Regions from separate parts of the Homo sapiens genome. Here region 1 is linked to region 2. Evidence: read pairs that join two places in POLR2A ChIA-PET (ENCODE). Cell type or tissue: Caco-2. All regions are shown on one strand.

Evidence for each region. ChIA-PET counts read pairs that join two places held together with the same protein. Peaks named below come from ENCODE experiments on the same cell type or tissue, not always from the same donor. Only the 100,000 strongest peaks of a DNase experiment are listed, where the experiment ranks them.
Region 1: POLR2A ChIA-PET joins it to region 2 with 5 read pairs; 1 of 35 experiments calls an interaction of 5 or more read pairs at or near these places.

The regions. Positions count from the first base shown.
Region 1 is chr11:75,103,234-75,108,233 of GRCh38, reverse strand. No RefSeq gene overlaps it. Among named protein-coding and RNA genes, the nearest start is that of OR2AT4, 8.9 kb to the right of the region's middle. In Caco-2, no CTCF peak of the experiment used is centred here; a DNase peak (open chromatin) is centred at 2,673.
Region 2 is chr11:75,010,117-75,015,116 of GRCh38, reverse strand. It overlaps NEU3 (neuraminidase 3), which reads right to left. Exons shown (of 3, transcript NM_006656.6): 3 at 4,210-5,000. Among named protein-coding and RNA genes, the nearest start is that of NEU3, 24 kb to the right of the region's middle. In Caco-2, no CTCF peak of the experiment used is centred here; a DNase peak (open chromatin) is centred at 1,886.

The DNA of each region.
Region 1 (5,000 bases), 93 kb before region 2:
TGTGACATCTGTCTCTGAACCCCCACTCTGCAAAACGCAGAGGGACACTCAGAAAATAGCTCATTGATTTGGAAACATCTCAGAGATGATTTCCTCAAACCCCTCACTGTACGGATGAGAAAATCAAGACTCAGAGACCCACAGTCACAGCAAGAGTGTTAGAGCTGGCCCAGGAGGCAGGACTGTGGGTTGCCAGGCTCCAGGAGTAGCCTCTGCTCTCACTCACCAACTGTGACCTTGAAGGAGGGCCTGGCCTTCTCTGACCTCAGTTTTCTTCATTAGTTGAAGGGGCATAAGCACTTCCTGGCAGAGCTGTCTGATGGGGAGAGATGACGTACAGAAAGTGCAGGATGGACATTCAGGTGGTTGGTTTTTCTGACCCCTCTTCCCCACCAGCACTGTAAAAACCCAACAGGAAAGATCTGCTTGGGCAAGTTCTGTGCCCTGGGAAAATGTCTTTTGGCCCTAAGCACAGGGCTGTATTACTTAGATGTAGTATATAATTCAAAATAAAATAAGAACCCTAACCTATAAAATAAGTGTTGAGACAGTCCAGCCAAATTCTGATATTTCCTATGATGGACTATTTGAATGATGTTTTGAAATATCAAATGTTACATTCTCTCAGGAAGTATTTTTGGTGACCCTGCTTTGCTGGTGACTCAAGCCTGATATGACCCTTGGATAGTCCTGGCAGTGAAAAGCCTTGGACCACCTCTTCGCTGGGGTGTCAGCAAAGCAGTGAAAGGAGGAATGGGGAGGAGAAAGGGCAGCTGGACTGGATGGCCTCTTACGGCTCCTCTGGCTATGACCTTCTTAGTTTCTGTCACTCAAACCCCCCAACTCAGCCTAACGTGGAGACAGTCAGCCCATGACTCACACTCTGACTGCAGCAATGTCCAGGGAAGTGCAGTTTGCATCGTTTTGGGTGCATTGAAAACCTTTCTATTGGATCTGCTGGGATGGGGCTCTAGTTAACTGAGCATTAACCCTTTAGAATGATGATAGTCCATGTTCAACTCCTGTACTGCTCATGGGGGTGACCTCTGAGATTCTTTATTAGGGAGCTCTCACACAGGAGGGTCATTTGTCCCATGTTCATTTTAGACAAAGCATTTTCCAGTCACCACTTCAAAATCTGGGAGCTAGGCTTCACAATCAATCATAGAGCAATGAGCAACCCAGGACTGTCTTTTTTTTTTTTTTTTTTTTTTTGGAGACAGAGTCTCGTTCTGTTACCAGACTGGAGTGCAGTTGTACAATCTTGGCTCACTGCAACCTCCACCTCCCGGGTTCAAGTGATTCTTCTGCCTCAACCTCCTGAGTAGCTGGGATTACAGGTATGTGCTACTACGTACACCCGGCTAATTTTTGTATTTTTGGTAGAGACAAGGTTTCGCCATATTGCCAAGCCTGGTATTGAACTCCTGGCCTCAAGTGATCCCGTCCACCTCGGCTTCCCAAAGTGCTGGGATTATGGGCATGAGTGACTGTGCTTGGCCCTGATAGGTAGTTTTGTGATCCTCACTTTCCTCCCACCCTTCACCCTCAAGTGGGCTCTGGTGTCTGTTGTTTCCTTCTTTGTGTCCATGTGTACTCAATGTTTAGCTCCCACTTAAAGTGAAAACGTGCAGTATTTGGTTTCCTGTTCTGCATTAGTTCACTTAGAATAATGGCCTCCAGCTCCATCCATGTTGCTGCAAAGGACATTATCTCATTCCTTTTCATGGCTGCATAGTATTCCATGGTGTATATGTTCCACATTTTCTTTATCCAGTCTACTGTTGATGGGCATTTAGATTGATTTCATGTCTTTGCTATTGTGAATAGTGCTGTGATGAACACGTATGTGCATGTGCCTTTATGGTAGAGTGATTATTCCTTTGGATATATACCCAATAATGGAATTGCTGGTCTAATGTTAGTTCTGTTTTTAATTCTCTGAGAAATCACCAAACTGCCTCCCACAGTGGCTAAACTAATTTACATTCCCACCAGCAGTGTATAAGCATTCCCTTTTCTCCACAACCTTGCCAGCATGAGTTATTTTTTGAGTTTTTAATAATAGCCATTCTGACTAGTGTGAGATGGTATCTCATTGTGGTTTTAGTTTACATTTCTCTAATGATTAGTGACATAACCCTTATTTTTTAAGTTAATATGTGCATTTTAGGAAACTTAAAAACACAAGAAGTAAAGAACAAAGTCACCTACAATCACAAGCAGTTTACAGTTTCTAGGTCCTCTGTGAATATAGGTATAACATCCAGTTTTATGAGATTGAGATTGTACAGTATGAATCGTGATTTCTTTACACATCACGAATGCTTTTGTTCTAGAAAAGAATGTAGACGTAGTTCCAAGAAAATCAAAGACAAACTGCTCATGGAATCAGTGGAGGTCAAAGAGCAGCAATGTGGATGTGGACCTGAAGCTGGCAGGACCGCCCATCAGAGGCTTCTCCTGAAGTAGGCTAAGCCAGTATTTCCTCAGCTCCAATGCACCAGTCCAGGGCTTGACCCAAGCACATATGTAGTGCGCACATGTCAAAGTTTTCAGAACAATCCCTGAAAACTTTGAGACAGGCTTCTCTTTGGACAGCTACAGCTTTCAGTTATCTGGGTCCCTTCTAGCAACAATGGCCCTCGTGACTGCTCCTTTTGGCTTTGAGGAGGCGGAGCCAACAGCAGAGTGGGCAGACAGTGACTAGACAGAACACCTGCTGGGCTGCAGCAACCGGGAGAAAGGAAGACAAAAGCGACCCGGGATGTGCCTGGAGTCTCTGCTTGGGAACAATAATGGAAAGGTCTACCTTTGGTTTAGGCTCTATCAGGAGTGAGTTCTCCAAGAGAAGGCATTTGCCCCTCCTGTCACAAAAGCCTGAGAGGCCCCCACACAGAGAGACGGGGGACCTAGAGAGCTCAGCAGAGTACACGATTTATTATTATTATTTTTGAGACGGAGTCTCATTGTCTTATCCAGGCTGGAGTGCAGTGGCGCAATCTCAGCTCGCTGCAACCTCCACCTCTTGGGTTCAAGTGATTCTCCTGCCTCAGCCTCCCAAGTAGCTGGGACTATAGGCTTGCACCACCACAGCTGGCTAATTTTTGTATTTTTAGTAGAGACAGGGTTTCACCATGTTGGCCAGGCTGGTCTCAAACTCCTGACCTCAAATAATCCTCCTGCCTTGGACTCCCAAAGTGCTGGGATTATAGGCATGAGCCACCATGGCCAGCAGAGTACATGATTTTATTTTATTTTATTTTTTTGAGACGGAGTCTCGCTCTGTTGGCGATCTCGGTTCACTGCAAGCTCCGCCTCCCAGGTTCACGCCATTCTTGTGCCTCAGCCTCCCGAGTAGCTGGGACTACAGGGGCCCACCACCACGCCCGGCTAATTTTTTTGTATCTTTAGTAGAGACGGGGTTTCACTACGTTAGCCAGGATGGTCTCGATCTACTGACCTCATGATCCACCCACCTTGGCCTCCCAAAGTGCTGGGATTACAGGCGTGAGCCACCACCCTTATAATTTTTAAAGTCATAATTATAACAATTTTTAAAGTCAGTATTATAAAATAAGGCATTTTTGGTGAATTCTAGCTTCCATTCCTGCTCCTTCCACCTATTGCATCCCCTTTAAAGAAACCATTTTTATTCATTAAAACATTTTTCTTTCTATTTTTAATAGAAGATATTTTCACATGTTTACACATATATATAATTTATAAATATTGCTATGTGATACATAAATATGACTATAGAGTTATATTTCCACTCCTTCTGAATGAATAGTAGTCTACTATAGTCTACTACTATACAAGGTGTTGTGCCCCTTGATTTTTAAAATGTAATCAGCAGTTTATAGAGATAAAATTTTTGTTTAAGGTGGGAAAAATTACAATGTATTTGTACACTGGTGGGAATGATTCAGTAGAGAGAAAAATTGGTGATGGAGGAGAGAGGGGAGATTTGAAGTGAATGGCTTTATTTTTATTTTTTGAGACAGGGTCTCCTTCTATTGCCCAGGCTGGAGGGCAGTGGCACAATCATGGCTCACTGCAGCCTTGACCTCCTGGGCTCAAGCAATCCTCCCACCTCAGCCTCCTATGTAGCTGGGACTACAGGCATACACCAAGATGCCCAGCTAATTTTTTATTTTTAGGAATGGGGTTTTGCATGTTGCCCAGGCTGTGACTGACTTTACATAAGGGCATGAGGAGTTCATCTGTGGTCACAGGTAGGAAAGCGCAGTGTGTGGGTGCAGAGGCTGGTAGGTGGGTGGTTGTGGGATGACAGTCTGTGGGAGTTATCACTTGATTGCTGGAGTGGCGATGGGAAGAGGTATTGGTGGACTGAGGAGTGAAGAGAAGGTGTGGAAAAGTCATTGAGAAGAGGAGATGAGAGAAAAGAACAGAGACATATAGGATGAGGGTCTGGCAGTATCAAAGTCCCACTTGAGTTAGGTTTGTTATCTGAGGAGCCTCCTCACACTAAACTCACATGAGGCACACTTACATCCGGAAAACACTGTCTTAAAATTGATCTCATTTTTATCTCAGAGTGCAGTGCTCATTCTGAGTCATAGTGTGTCTGACTAATGGTCCTAATTTTACTGATTCTCTCCAGTAGAGGTTTGGTTTTTTAACCAAACATTGGGATGCTTACATAAACTAATGTGTTTTACATGTGGCAATGATCTGAATTTTTTAAACCTAATCATTTATCTGTCCTCAAAAGTGGCTACCTAAACCGCTTCGCAAGAAAATTAAAACTGTCAGCTAAATGACATAGCTGTCATTCACATAGTAAGTACATATATCATGAACCTACTATGTGCTATATTTTATATCTTGATGTAGCTGGGAGAGGGAGAAAGAATAAAGATAAAAAGATAAATTCTAATATATCAAAAGCTAGTTTAAAATATTTCTAAAATCAAATAAAACATTGAGCTCAAAACCTGACTTCAATTATCACATGTAGTAAAAATACTTAGTCA
Region 2 (5,000 bases):
CATCTTGGGTGTTAGGTTTCAACATATGAATTTGCGGAGGACACATATATCCAGACCATCACATACACATTGCGCACACATTATGGGCTAGTATGATTACTGTAGGAAAAAATAATAATCAAGGCAGCTCCCATGTTTTGAACATCTTCTATGTGCCAAAGGTTTAAACTTTTATCTAAAAAAGTTTTATCTATCTGCAACTTGTGACTCAGAGATAAAAGGTATTTTTATTATTCTTTTTTTCTTTTTTTGAGGCAGGGTCTCACTCTGTTGCCCAGGTTGGAGTGCAATGGCGCAATCACAGCTCACAGCAGCCTCAACCTCCTGGGCCTCACGTGGTCCTCCCACCTCAGCCTCTCGAGTAGCTGGGACTACAGGTGCGTGCCCCTACACCTGGCTAATTTTTGTATTTTTTTGTTGAGACAGGGTTTCACCATGTTGCCCAGGCTGGTCTTGAACTCCTCACCTACCTTTGCCTCCCAAAGTGCTGGGATTACAGGCATGAGCTACCATGCCCAGCCTATTCTAGTTTTTACAGATGAAAAACCTATATTTTCCCAAGTGACTCAATCTTTCCAGGGCTCAGTTTCCTGATTTGCAGGTTGGGGACAATGCCTTGCTTCTTTGGCTGTTGTGAGGATTAGGGATGATGTGTGAAGGAACATCCACATTGCAATGGTGGGCTGAGACCTAGTCACTGGGTACAGCTTCAGAGACTGCCCCATAGTGGGGAAAGGCAGAGACAGGGTTACTGGCTGTAGTCCCAAACAGAATCTATCTCCAACTTGTGACTCAGAGATCTGCCTCGTGTCTGAGGCCTCTGGCACTAAGTCAGCTTCATCTGCTATCAAGTTCTGTTTACACCTTAAGAGAATCCAGGTTCTCATTTCTGATTCTATTCCTAGTTGGTGACAACAGAAACTATGTTTAGGATGACTCTGAGTCTTGGAAGCCATCTGATCTGAAGCTTGGGGGCACTGGAAAATAATCTCCAGCTAGGTCTGGGCTTCCAAGGAGAGAAATGAATGCATTTCTCTTGGATAAAATGGAAGGGGGAAACCTTTGGTTTGAGAGGTGACTCTAGTGCACTGTAAGATACATTATTACAGTTGCCTCATCAGCTGCCTCTTACCAGCTGCTGAATGTCCACCATGTTCCAAGGACTTAAGAGGCACTATCTTTGCCTCATATCAACCTGCAAGGTAAACATTGCCCCTCAGTTCTGCCTCTTCTTTGCTATACGACAAAAACAGAGGTTTTTGTCACACTTACTGGTTGTGTGACATTGGAATGTATTGTGTAACCTTGCTGAATCTCAGCTTTCCTAACTCTAAACAGGCTTGCTGAATTAAGCGAGAGAATGTATGTATAACCCAAAGTACATAGTAGGCACTTTACAAATGTTATTTCCCTTGTACTCTTCTTCCTATACTGTAATATACCTGGCCTTGTGGTGGGCAGAGGACAGAGACCACTCAGACCAAGTCCCTTCCCAACTACTTGGGGCTGAGATTTCCCTCTTCCATACCCAGGCTGGGTTGTTCCTCATAGCAGGGGAGCAAAAAGTCTGGGGCACAGTCAGAAGGTTGGTGAAAATCATCAGGCCTGCAGTTGCTAAGGATGGACTGAGGCAAGGCATGACGGTCGTCCACCTTGGAGTTCCCTCCTCAGTGGGCCCTGCCTTCCTCCCCTCTTTCTGCATCACTCTCATTCTTAGCATCCAACAGTCAAATCTTGCCAGTGCTGAAGGATAATGGAGATCAAAGGGAGGATGGCAATTTATCTTCTTCCTATTGACACAACACTTCACTGTTTTCTAAACCCTTTTGAGGATTCACTGACTCATCAGATCTACACCACTCTCTGGTGAGGGGGCTGGGCAAGGGTTGTGCTCATGATAGAGCTGAATCAACTGGTTCCCAGGAGGGCCAGTGACTTGCACAAAGTCATCCATCAGGTCACTGACAAGCTCTAGGACAAGGACCTTGAACTCCTGGCTCCTCCTAGTCCAGTTCTCTCTCTGTTCTAGCCCAATGTCTCTCCTGGTAATGTACTGTTAGGTAATACTGTTTATCAAACTTTAGTATTTAAAGTAATTTGTCAGACAATCTTCATGCGACATCACCAACAGGTTAACAAAGCCATTAAAGCTCCTAGTGATTGGAACCTGCAAACATGCCACTAGAACATAGCGAAGGTGATCAACCTGTGATTGTGTTGCCTCACTTAAGATGTGTACGCTGCCTGTTGCACAGCTCTTCCTTCAATTCCAAAAGCAAACTCTCTCACTTTGGGAGGTACTGTGTCAGTTACTATCACAGTGCTCGTTGCTACTTTTGATCAACTTTATACCCTCGTTCCAGAGCTTAAAGAATTCATTACTCCAGACAGATCAGTCTTGGGAAAAGAGGGTCAAAATGCTCCATGGTTCATGGCTGACTGGAACAAAATGAGCAACTTCAACACAAGTGCAAAGTCGCTAAAGCTGTCTTCTGATATATTACATTGTGTGCAAGCTGAGTGGCAATCCAATGCGACAAATCGCCAAAAGGTTTAATACTCTACTATCTACCGTCAGGCCTGGAGGTGTCTCTGTCAGTCGATCTAGATCCTGTGTGTGACTTTAAAGAGGCTGCATCATGGTTAGCATGCAAAGGCCTTGACATCAAAATCACATACTTTCGTTTTAAACTTGATGCTCACCCAAGCCTACGGATGACCCCGTGTACCTTTATAAGCCAATTTAAACTCATTGCCACATTTTCTGAAATGACACCATATGTGACAATGCATAGGTTCATTGAGGAAGGTTTCAACCATGCAGCTTTGTTGACTGGAGTAGGTCATGACATCATGAGGTTCCTGATGGTCAGAAGATGCCTGATTGAGGAAAATGGTGAGGAACTATTTCCTTTCCTCAAAGTATTTAGGCTACGAGGATGTGAGGAATTACCACCCGCTAAGTCCCCAAACCTCTGCATGGCTGTAAATGCATGCAGACGGAAACTGGACACGTCACTCAGGGACTATCAATCAACCAAGGAATCTTTGTCAAAACTGCCAGATCATGATGTTGATGAAGCAGTCTCAAAGCCACCCCTCAAGAAGGCACTTATAAGCAAAGAGGACGAAGATGGATTACAAACTGCATACAACGTAACCAAAGAGGAGATCAAGGTAGCTGTAACACCCAAGCCAGGCAATGAGCAAGTGGGGATTCTATCAAGGCTTCTTGAGGCAATAGAGGCAAGAGAGTGCATGCAAACTTAGGAAAAAAAAAAAGTTAACTCCTCATGGCTTACATTTCAGTTCCAGGTAGTGACTAACAAGTTTAGGTACCAATTAATCAAGTTTCTGTGAGGATGGGTACTTAAATTCTTTTGGTTGCAAGCTACATATATAGATATGTCTAATTCAAGCTAGCTTAAGAAATAAAGGCTGGTGGGTCACTGGTTCCCACAACAGTGAAGGACCCTACTGGCTATCATCAGGACTCTTGCCGCCTCTCAACCCTTATCAGTTTCTGCCTGGCTCCCTTCTTTCAGTTTTCTACTGACACAGGCATTCTCCACCAGCCAAGGATGTTTTTCTGTGATTCAGCTTTCCAAAAGTGCTGGGATTGCAGGTATGAACCACCATGCCCAGCCTGAAAGCTTTCCAATAGTGAAATTAAGAGAGCAGACTGACCTACTGACAGAGCTTAAGGAGTTATGCTGAAAAATTTGGCCAAATTCAGTAGTGCCTTAAACGTCTCAATGGAACAAACAAAGTCAAGTAAAAATTAGCAGTTAAGTTAAAGCTATCATTCCACTTGATTTGGCTGTTAATAAATATTTGTGGCCCCTTCAGCTACAAGTTGAGAATAATCTCAAGGTGTTTTGAAAAAAGGGTAAGATATGCAGTGGCAAGCACCAGCACTGCTGTCAGTGGTGACTCTGTACCTCTGGCTCCTCCTCTTAAAAGCTAGTGTATGACATTGTATTCCGTAAGCAGGCATTGTAATCCCTGCTCTGCTTCCCTTAATAGGTAATTAAGTTCAAATAACAATGTGTAAAAGTGCAAAGGATTATCATTAGTAAAGTTTCTGAGAGTAAAAGTTCTTATGAAAAACCAAGAAATTGCCTCAAATTCATTTTTTAAAACAAGTTGGGTACAAACTAGATATTAGTATAATAGTCATCTTATAGTTTAAGAAAAAAAAAACAATAGTCACCAGAATTAAGTTCTTTATTCCTCTTTGTTGTTTCAAAGAACGATGGTAGTTTTTATAGTACAGAGTATTTCTGGCACTCAGCATCACAAAGCCAAGACACAGTCAGAACACATCAAGCCTCAGAATCTCCCTTGGAGGCCTGGAAAACTAGTAACTATAGAAAACCCAATTAGGGACAGAGGGAAAATACCAGTGAAGTGAGAACCCCAAATCAAGGCTTGGCTTGATTAGGCTGCTCACTCTTCTGGAATAGGCCATAAATTTTCCCCACTGTGCCTTTTGGGCTGTGATCCTTGGGAAAGCCAGGGACAACCAAGCTTAAGCCAGAGAAAGGCCCATCCCAGGAAGTAGTGTAACTGACCTTGAAGCAGGCCAGAACAGAGAATATACATTGAGGGTGAGTGTTCAGCAGGTTTTGAATGCTACACAATCTACAAAGGGATGCAACATCCTTCTCCCTACAGCGGAACTCCCCCTAGCCTTCTCAATTAGCTCCAGAGGCCAAGGATGGTTGACTCATTCATTCATTCAGTGTATCTTTACTGCTAGCTACTCTGTTTCAGGCCCTACGCTGGGTGCAGAGGACAAAGAGAGGAATCAGACATAGTCCTTACCTTCAGGGAATTCAGAATATGACAGAAAAAAGCTTATATTTTTAGATAAGCCACTGTGATTCAAGGTAAAAAGGACACAGTGAGGAGTCAGTCAAGGAGTTCACAGCCTAGCAGAGGCCTACAGGGCACAACATAGACAATAATACATGGCAGCCTATGGTAAGGACCAAAGG